Regions from separate parts of the Homo sapiens genome. Here region 2 is linked to region 1. A link is an interaction called in ENCODE POLR2A ChIA-PET data of the cell type or tissue named here. Cell type or tissue: OCI-LY7. All regions are shown on one strand. Each heading gives the region's core, and the rest is flanking DNA. Links, peaks and the distances in the headings are about the cores only. Region 1 overlaps ARHGEF2-AS2 (ARHGEF2 antisense RNA 2). Region 2 overlaps DAP3 (death associated protein 3).

The links. ChIA-PET counts read pairs that join two places held together with the same protein. Peaks named below come from ENCODE experiments on the same cell type or tissue, not always from the same donor. Only the 100,000 strongest peaks of a DNase experiment are listed, where the experiment ranks them.
Region 2: POLR2A ChIA-PET joins it to region 1 with 20 read pairs; 5 of 35 experiments call an interaction of 5 or more read pairs at or near these places.

What each region holds. Positions count from the first base shown.
Region 1 is chr1:155,982,868-155,985,367 of GRCh38, forward strand. ARHGEF2-AS2 (ARHGEF2 antisense RNA 2) reads left to right here. Exons shown (of 3, transcript NR_183460.1): 3 at 1-121. Among named protein-coding and RNA genes, the nearest start is that of ARHGEF2-AS2, 5.5 kb to the left of the region's middle. RefSeq lists an enhancer at 561-1,060 and a silencer at 932-981. In OCI-LY7, for the core only: a CTCF peak has its summit at 1,051 (motif pointing left); a DNase peak (open chromatin) is centred at 994; H3K4me3 peaks cover 1,350 bases; H3K27ac peaks cover 1,854 bases.
Region 2 is chr1:155,691,798-155,698,805 of GRCh38, forward strand. The region is part of intron 1 of DAP3 (death associated protein 3); the gene reads left to right. LOC124904431 (a long non-coding RNA gene) reads right to left here. Exons shown (of 2, transcript XR_007066649.1): 2 at 173-7,008. Among named protein-coding and RNA genes, the nearest start is that of DAP3, 6.2 kb to the left of the region's middle. In OCI-LY7, for the core only: no CTCF peak of the experiment used is centred there; no DNase peak of the experiment used is centred there.

The DNA.
Region 1 (2,500 bases), core at 1-2,500:
GCAAGAGGATTTCCTGGGCCCAAGAGTTAGAGGCTGCAGTGAGCTATGATTGTGCCATTGTACTCCAGCCTGGGAGACAGAAACCCCCTCTCTTAAAAAAATAAAAAAATAAAAAATGGAACCATTGCTCTGAGTTTCTAATAGGGGGAGTGGTGGGAGGTGGCGATGGTGGGATGGGAGAAAGGGAACTGGAGAGGGCAGTGGGTCCCAAGCCTCCTGCTTCCCCAGCTGACTCCTACCTTGGCCTTTCCGGTCATGCCCGAGAGGAAGCTGAAGGTCTGTCGCAGGGAGGAGCCTACCCGGGTACCTGAATGTCCTTCCAGCTGGCTGCAGCTGCATAGAGAAAAAGAAGACATGAGGAGATGGAGGTAATGCTGGAAATGAAGAAAAAGATAACTTCCTGAGAGATGGTGGATGAAGGTGCCATGACCAGCAGAGCCAGAATGGGAAGGAAGAAAGAGGAAGGATTGGGAGAGAAAGATAAGCCCCCATCCTGACCTCCTAGGACTTCCTGGATGTGGGCATTTCAGTTTCCCAGGCCCCTCTATTTAGGAAGAAAACTCCAGGCTCCACCCAGATAAATACAGACTCCTCCTTCCTACCTAATCCAGGCTCAGGATGGGAGGCCCAGCCTCCTCATGCTGCTCCCCAACGGAAGTGGTATGGGGCGGAGGCTCTCCCGGGGGGCATTTTCTCCTCTCAGAACAAGAGCCCTGTGTACGACCCTCTCTGCTGTTTGGAGAAGGCCTCTGGGCCTAAAGCCAATAAGGACTGAATTTCCTGGGATTTCATCAGCCCCATCCCATGAGCTAATCCCAAACCCAGAGCCAGGAGGATGTGTCAGCTAGAGATTTTCAGGACCACAAAGCAGAGCCTGATATCTTAAAGGGACCATTACTTGCTTACACATCCACACTGTCTTAGAGGGCTGACCCACTCTAATCAGGCTTCAGCCATAGGAGCCAAATAAGCAGGTGCTGATTTTGCATGCTTATTTACATAGTTATTCAAATCTCCCAGCCTCCACCTCCAGACCTGAACTCTGCCTTCAGGCCCTGCCCTCTGCTGGGAGCTCCACAGCCCTTGCCCAGCTCTCCTTAGGGCCAATCCCCATTGGTCTATTATCTGAGCCATCCTAAGCTGATCCATGGTCCTTGGTCATTGTCCCTCACTAAGACTGTTCAACAGTCTATCTGCCCTTTTACCCTATACCACTGACAACAGCAAGCAACTCCCATGCTCTATTATTCAATGGACACCCTGTGCCCTGGATACTCCTTTTCTCCTAATTTCTCCCCCCATCTCATGCAGCTACCGGGAACCTGGTGAGCCCACCCAAACCAAAGAAGAGAGGGTGAATTCTATGCAGCTCAGGGAAGGATATTTGGAGGTCTTAGATCAGAAATGTTAAGGGGAGGAATGATTCAGGAAGCAGGGAACCCACTGGGGCTACAAAACCATAGCCTAGACCCTATTGCTGTTCCCCTATAGAGGCTTTTGAAGGATTCTGAGTCCCCCACACTCACCGTTTCCTGAGGTCAATGGCAGAGGACTGGGATACATTCCCTGCCAACACAAAAGGAGATGAGAAGTGTCTAGCTAAAGCCAGACAAAGGCGCCCAGGGCTTCCTCCCCCACCCGCTTCACCTAGATCAGGTTCCCAAGCTGCAGGTGCATGTGACGCTATTCCTGAGGGCGGGCAGTGGGCAGCAGGGAGAGAGGGCGGGGTCTAAGCAGGGCAGAGCTGAAGAATTTAGGAGCCATGGGAACAGAGCACCGGGTTATGTGGAGACAGTGGCTGGGAGACTGATGTTTCAGAGGTTTCACCCAGAGCTCCCAATACTCCATCTTGAGGACAAGGTATATTGCAGGTAACTGTCTTGCATCTCTGGTGACAGGGGAGGCTGGAGAACCTCACTATGTCCTATGTCCGCTTTCATTGGTAGGAGTTTCAGAATTCCAAAGTCCAGAATTCAGATTGCTTATTTGAATAAAGCCATTCTGAGGCCAGGCATGGTGGCTCACGCCTGTAATCCCAGCACTTTGGGAGGCCAAGGCAGGCGAATCACTTGAGCTCAGGAGTTTGAGACCAGCCTGGCCAACATGGTGAAACCCTTTCTCTACTAAAAATACAAAAATTAGCCGGGTGTGGTGGCGCGCTTCTGTAGTCCCAGCTACTCAGGATGCTGAGGTACTAGAATCACTTAAACCCAGGAGGCAGAGGTTGCAGTGAGGTGAGATTGCGCCACTGCACTCCAGCCTGGGCAACACAGTGAGACTCGGTCTCAAAAAAAAAAAAAAAAAAGAAAAGAAAAAAAAATAATAAAGCCATTCTAGGAGTTCCAAGGGTATGTGGCTAAACATAATACAGGACATCTGGACCCTGAACAGCTAGCTATGAGGAGTGGCAACAAGATGTATAGGGGAAGGGGCCACCTCTGCTTTGCTCCCTACTTTTGCTCACCATCTGTATCCGAACGGTCCAAGAGACAGTTGATGC
Region 2 (7,008 bases), core at 1-2,500, 290 kb before region 1:
TCATTGTGGTTTTTATTTGCATTTTCTTAATTTTGGGGGACCAGTCTCAGCACCACCCGTAGGGTATCCGAAGTCCGGTGGCGACAAAGGAATGAGAAGAGACAGGTTAAGTGTTCATAAAGGTGGGAGCCAGGGGGCCAGTTGCAAAATGGAGGCTGCAAAAGGCCCAGAGTTCTGATCTCCACACTGTTTATTGAGTACAGTCACTTAGATCTAAGAAGCAGATGTTCAGGGCGAAACAGTCAAAGGGAAGCAGTACGTCATACACATAATCTGTAGCAGTGGCGGTTTAAGTGAATCTCCTTTGTGCTTAAACAACGTATCTTTAGTTAGCTGGTGGGAGTGGGCTTAACTAGGAGCCTGCATATCTAGCCACATTCCAGTGCTTCAGAGGAGCGTCTTTCTTCTTGAGCACAGTGTTTATAGATAAGAGAGCAGGTTGTGCTCAGAGCATGGGAACATAATGGCGATAAGAAGGCTTTCCTCCTCAGAGTCCTCTTGTGGCTTTCCACAACTTACTGTCCCATGTTTTTATGGCCAGTTTATGCAGGCACCCTGTAAGCCTTTTTCCCAACATGCCCCCCTTTTTTCTTTTTTAAAACTGCCATTGCTATTAAGACTTGTTCCTGGTGTCTGGTCTCTCTCCAGAGGCATCTTCCGCATCTGCAGACTAAAAGCAAACAGCATAAACAGGTACACATTAAAGCAAAATTTGCGATAGTTGATTCTCTAACGGTCTTAATCCACTTAAGAGGATTTATGTTTGAAAGTCCATCAGCAGCTCCAGTGAGAATGTCAGTCCCAGGCAGGAGAGTTAAATGAGCCTGAGATGCTTTAAAAACCTGTTCCTTTAATTTGGCTATATTCAGTGTAAAATTTCCATCCCTTTCTTCCAGATGATGTCTAACTTTTTCCCAGTGATGTTCAGTAGCATTGTATGAATGGGGAGTTATGCAGAAATCAGAAGTATTCCAATCACATTGCATTTGCAATCGATGCTCTAAGCTTATTATACGATCTCTCATCCAAATAACAGTCTGTCTAAGATCATTTATTTGATTTGCCAATTGTTGGTCTATCCGGGTCTGATAATTCCACAATTTTGAGGAATTCTTTTGCCAATTATTTACATATTCTGCAGTTTGAACAGAGGAGTGTAAAGCAATTCCAGCAGCCACAACAGTAGCTGTGACTGCAATAAGGCCCATAATGACTGCTATAAGGGTAAAAATAAATCTTTTTGTTCTGGTAAACACTCCCTTTAACATTTCTGTGAGGATATGAATGGAAGAAGAGGCTTTCCAAGGTCTATTGAGGGAAACCGGTATCTAAACTCCTCTAGCCCTCACCAGCAACACAGATGTTTTCACATCAAACGTGGAATCAATACAGGTGAAAAGGTGACAGTTTTGACAAGTAATAGTTTGAGAATTAGGTCGAATATCAATATTTCCGACCATCAACATAAAAGGAGGCTTGACACAGCTCTGAATGGGCGCCATTCGGTTGGAAGAAAACTGATACACAAATTGAAGTCTCTCACCTTTTCCCTCAAGGTAATATTTTTCTTCTCAAACCTGAATATGAGATTGGGCCATCATTACCTTCCATAATTTGGGATGTTCAGGGCCTATTATTGGATTAATCATTTTTGGATGTGGGCCGGCTATACCAAAATTGGTTGAAATTATGGGAAACTGGGCATGTTTTTCAGTGTAAATAGTGTCATCTCTTTGACAGTATAGTTCCTGTTTTAGTCCTGTCTTGTATCTATCATTCTGATTGGTACAATTAACTGCAAAGGTCCCCTTAGGGGACCAATCAGTGACAATTCCATAGGAATTATTTTGAAGTACCACAGCGTGATCAGAGATGCAATCCTGGCCGGGAGTGGTGGCTCACGCCTGTAATCCCAGCACTTTGGGAGGCCGAGGCCGGCAGATCACCTGAGGTCGGGAGTTCGAGACCAGTCTGGCCAACATGGAGAAACCCCCTCTCTACTAAAAATACAAAATTAGCAGGGTGTGGTGGCACATGCCTGTAATCGCAGCTACTTGGGAGGCTGAGGCAGGAGAATCCCTTGAACTTGGGGGGCGGAGGTTGCAGTGAGCTGAGATTGCGCCATTGCACTCCAGCCTGTGCAACAAGAGCAAAACTCCCTCTCAAAAAAAAAGAAAGAAAAAAAAAGAGATACAATCCTTTCAAATCAATATTTCTAAATCATTTGACTGTTGTTGAGGTTGTTGACACCTCTCTTTTCTGGGCTTAAACTGTTACAGTTGAACTGAACTCTGTGGATGATCCGGGCTCCATCCAGAAAATAAATGATAGGATACTGGTCTTTGATTATGACCTGAAATTTTAACTAGCCAATGTTGTCCGTAGCCTTTTAGGCAACCGACAGCTGGCCCTATGCAAAGAGGAGGGGAACTGATAACCCATGGACATATTTATTAACATTCCTTCCTCCTCTGGGTGAGAGGGCCCTTGAGTATCTGTAGGCTCAGGCATCCAAACACTATTATTAACATAAGCCTCAACCGGGGGTTCCAACCATGTGACAGGCCTAATTAAAGGTGGAAATGGGACGTATGCCCAATAGGTATAATTTTGGTCTGCTGTAGCCACAGGGAGACTTACCACCATGGTAATTACCGCAATCATAGCTACCATCAGGTTACTCGAGGTTAGTGGTTTTTGTTGTGTTTTCAGGTTTTCTTCTGCAAGGTGGGTCAGCCTCTTGATCTGTCCCCAAGTTGGTGGGCTCGCTTGATGGGTTTTGTTGGTCTTCATCTGGTTGGCTGAAATGTTCATTCGAGCCATCAGGCGTGCTGGGAGTGGAGATCTTGGTTCCAAAATCCTTTTCTCTTCTTTGGAAATTTGCTCATGGTAGAATTTAAGATGTCTTGTAGGTACCCAAACTGGAAGCTGGTTTTCTTCTGGGGAAATACAAACAAACCCTCTTCCCCATGTTATATCTCTCTTTTTCCCAGGTCTTTGTTTTAAAGTCCTTCCACCACACAGGTTTTCCTTCATGAACATTTACCTTCTGTCCTGTTAAATGCTCTTCAGCTGCTATAGTAACCTGATTGCGGAAGATGTTCAAAAAATTTAAGGTAACAAGAGCCAATTGTAACTGCATATGAGGGGTGGAATATTCCCTATCTCCCCCTATTTTCTTTTTATGTAATTGCATTTTTAAGGTTCAGTTGGCTCGCTCAACAATCGCTTGCCTTTGAGAATTATAGGGGATAACCGTACTGTGTTCAATGCTCTGTTGTTTTAAAAATGTTTGGAAAGATCTACTACAGTAGCCTGGTCTGTTGTCTGTTTTTAATTTTTGTGGAATTCCCATGACAGTAAAACAGGAAAGCAAGTGTCTTTTTATATGTGTTGTAGTCTGGCTGGTTTGGCAAGTAGACCATATAAATGAGAATATGTATCTATGGTCACATGGACATAAGAAAGTTTGCCAAATGCAGGAATGTGGGTGACGTCCATTTGCCAGATCATGTTAGGTGCCAACCCTCGAGGGTTAACACCAGTTCCTTGATACGGTAGTTGCAGTACCTGGCACTGAGGACGATGTTGTACAATGTCCTTGGCCTGTTTCCACATAATTTGATAGTTGTTTGTAAGTCCTGTTACATTAAGGTGTGTTAATGAGTGGAAAGTCTGGGCATCAGTAAGTATGGGGGAAACCAACAAGTCAGCTTGCTCATTAGCCTCAGTCAAGGGTCCTGGAAGATTGGTATGTGCTCGGATATGAGTTATATAGAAAGGAAAATCCCGAGCACACACAGCTGTTTGTAAAGAGTTGAACAATTGATAAAGCTGTTTATCAATAATATATTTAATTAAGGCAGTTTCAATATGCTGAGTAGCTTATACAACATAAGCTGAATCTGAAACAGTATTAACTGGCTGATTAAAATCTTCTAATACTGCAATCATTGCCTGTAATTTAGCTCTTTGGACTGAGGAAGAGTTAGTGTGGATAACTTTACCACAAGGTCCCACATATGCCGCTTTCCCAGTACTGGAGCCATCAGTAAAAACAATCATGGCTCCTTCCAAAGGGGCATCACGAGTAATTTTCGGAAGAACCTATGTAGTTAATTTTAAGAACTGGAAAATTTTATTTTTAGGATGATGATTATCAATACATTCAATAAATTCTGCTAAATTAACTTGCCATGTAACTGAGTTAATAAATGCCTGCTTAATGTGACTTTTATTTATTGGAACTATAATCTTATTGGGCTCAGTGCCATAAAGTTTAACAATTTGCATATGAGCCTGTCCAATTAAAATTGTGATCTGATCTACATAGACTGTAAGTGTTTTCATGGTATTATATGGCAAAAAAGACCATTCAACCAAATCATTATTTTGAACAATAACCCTCATTGAGGAGTGTGAAGTAGGGAACACAATGAATTGAAAAGGCAAGACTGAGTCAATCCTACTAACCTGGGCTTGCTGAATTTTTTTTTTTCAATTACTCTTAACTCATTCATGGCCTTGGGTGTTAATTCTCTTTTATGGTGTAAGTTGCAATCTCCCCTCAATATTTAGAAAATATTAGACATAGCATAAGTAGAAATTCCTAAGGTGGGCTGAATCCAATTAATGTCTCCTAACAATTTTTGAAAATCATTTAAGGTTTTTAAAGAATCTTTTCTGATTTGAACCTTTTGAGGCTTAATGGCTCTATCTTGTACTTGTATCCCCAAATATTGAAAAGGAAGAGTTGTTTGAATTTTGTCAGGTGTTATAAGCAATCCAGCATTTGTAATTGCCTTTTGCAAAGATGAATAACATTGAATAAGTTGGTCTCTATTTTTTGTTGCACATAGTATGTCATCCATATAATGAATGATGTAACAATCTGGAAATTGATCTCTAACTAGCTGGATAGCTTTGCCTACAAAAGTTTGACAAACTGTGGAACTGTTTAACATACCTTGGGGTAAAACCTTCCAATGATATCTGGCTGCAGGTTCTTTGTTATTAATGGCAGGGATAGTAAAGGCAAATTTTTCAAAATCTGTCTCTGCCAAAGGAATTGTAAAGAAGCAGTCTTTTAAATCTATAATAACAAGCAGCCAGTCTTTAGGGAGCATGGTGGGGGATGGGAGCCCTGGTTGTAAAGCTCCCATTGGTTGCATTACAGCGTTGACCTCTTGCAAGTCGGTCAGCATGCACCATCTACCATACTTTTTTTAAAATTACATATACTGGGGAATTCCAAGGAGAGAAAGTGGGTGAAATATATCCTTTTTCTAGTAGTTTTTTAACTATTTCATGGAACGCCCCCAAGTTTTTCTGAGGGAGCGGCCACTGTTCGACCCAGACAGGATGCTGCAGGGTGAGCCTGAATTGCTTCTTCACCATAGTGAACTGCAGGTTGGGCAGTAATGGGTGCGGCAAGCTGAGTTTCAGGCTCCCTCCCCCTGCACTCACTCAGCTGAGGAGGAGGTGGCCATTCCGGACATTTCTCTGAAGAAGCTGCGGGCTGAACAATTTTCTGTGTAGGTTTAGGGAGACCGGGGGGATTGGTAGAAATCACCTCCGGTATCGGGGGAACCAGCCCCCAATATTTCAACATAGGTTCTATTTTCCGTAAGTGTGCCAGTCTGAGAAATAAAGAGAAAGAGTGCAAAAGAGAAATTCTACAGCTGGGTCTCCGGGGGTGACATCACATTTCAGCAGGTTCCATGATGCCCCTGAGCCGCAAAACCAGCAAGTTTTTATTATGGATTTCAAAAGGGGAGGGGTGTACGAATAGGGAGTGGGTCACAGAGGTCACATGCTTCAGAGGCAGTAAAATATCACAAAGGCAGAGAGGCAGAGCGAGATCACAAGGCCAGGGCGAAACTAGAATTACTGATGAAGGTCCATGTCCCGCTGGGCACATTGGACGTTGATATTGATAAACATCTTAACAGGAAACAGGGTTCGAGAGCAGACAACCGATCTGACTAGAATTCGCCAGGCTGGAATTTCCTAATCCTAGCAAGCCTGAGGGTGCTGCAGGAGACCAGGGCATATTTCATCCCTTATCTCCAACTGCATAAGACAGACACTCCCAGAGCAGCGATTTTACAGATGTCTCCCTGGGAATGCATTCGTTTTCCCAGGGTTATTCCTTGCTGAGAAAAGAATTCAGCGATATTTCTCCTATTCGCTTTCTGAAAGAAGAGAAATATGACTCTGTTCTGCCTGGCCCCACAGGCAGTCAGACTTTATGGTTATCTCCCTTGTTCCCCGAAAATCGTTGTTATCCTGTTCTTTTCAAGGTGCCCAGATTTCACATTATTCAAACACAAATGCTTTACAAACAATTTGTACAGGTAATGCAATCATCACAGGGTCCTCAGGCGATATACATCCCCAGCTTACGAAGATGACGGGATTAAGAGATTAAAGTAAAGACAGGCATAGGAAATTATAAGAGTATTGATTGGGGAGGTGATAAATGTCCATGAAATCTTCACAATTTATGTTCAGAGATTACAGTAAAGACAGGTGTAAGAAATTATAAAAGTATTAATTTAGGGAACTAACAAATGTCCATGAAATCTTCACAATTTATGTTCTTCTGCCATGGCTTCAGCCGGTCCCTCTGTTTGGGGTCCCTGACTTCCTGCAACACTCTGGACTCTCCCTTTTTATTAGTACTTGGTAGGGGTGGTTCAGAGTCCTGATCATTAAACTCCTCTCTCTCCTCTGACTCAGCCTCATCATCTATCTGAAAAGCCTCCAGTGCTGTACACACCAATGACCAAACTGACCAAACAGGCAAAGGAATTTCCTTTCCCTTTCTTTGTGCTCTTTTAAGGTCCTTTCCAATTCTTTCCCAATCTTTCAATTCCAAAGTTCTCTGTTCCGGGAACCAAGGGCAAAATTGTTCCACAGCATAAAACAAATCCATAAGATTTTTTGTATCAACTTTTACACCACTACGCTTCAAGAGCTGCCATAGCAAGCTCAAATACATGGCGT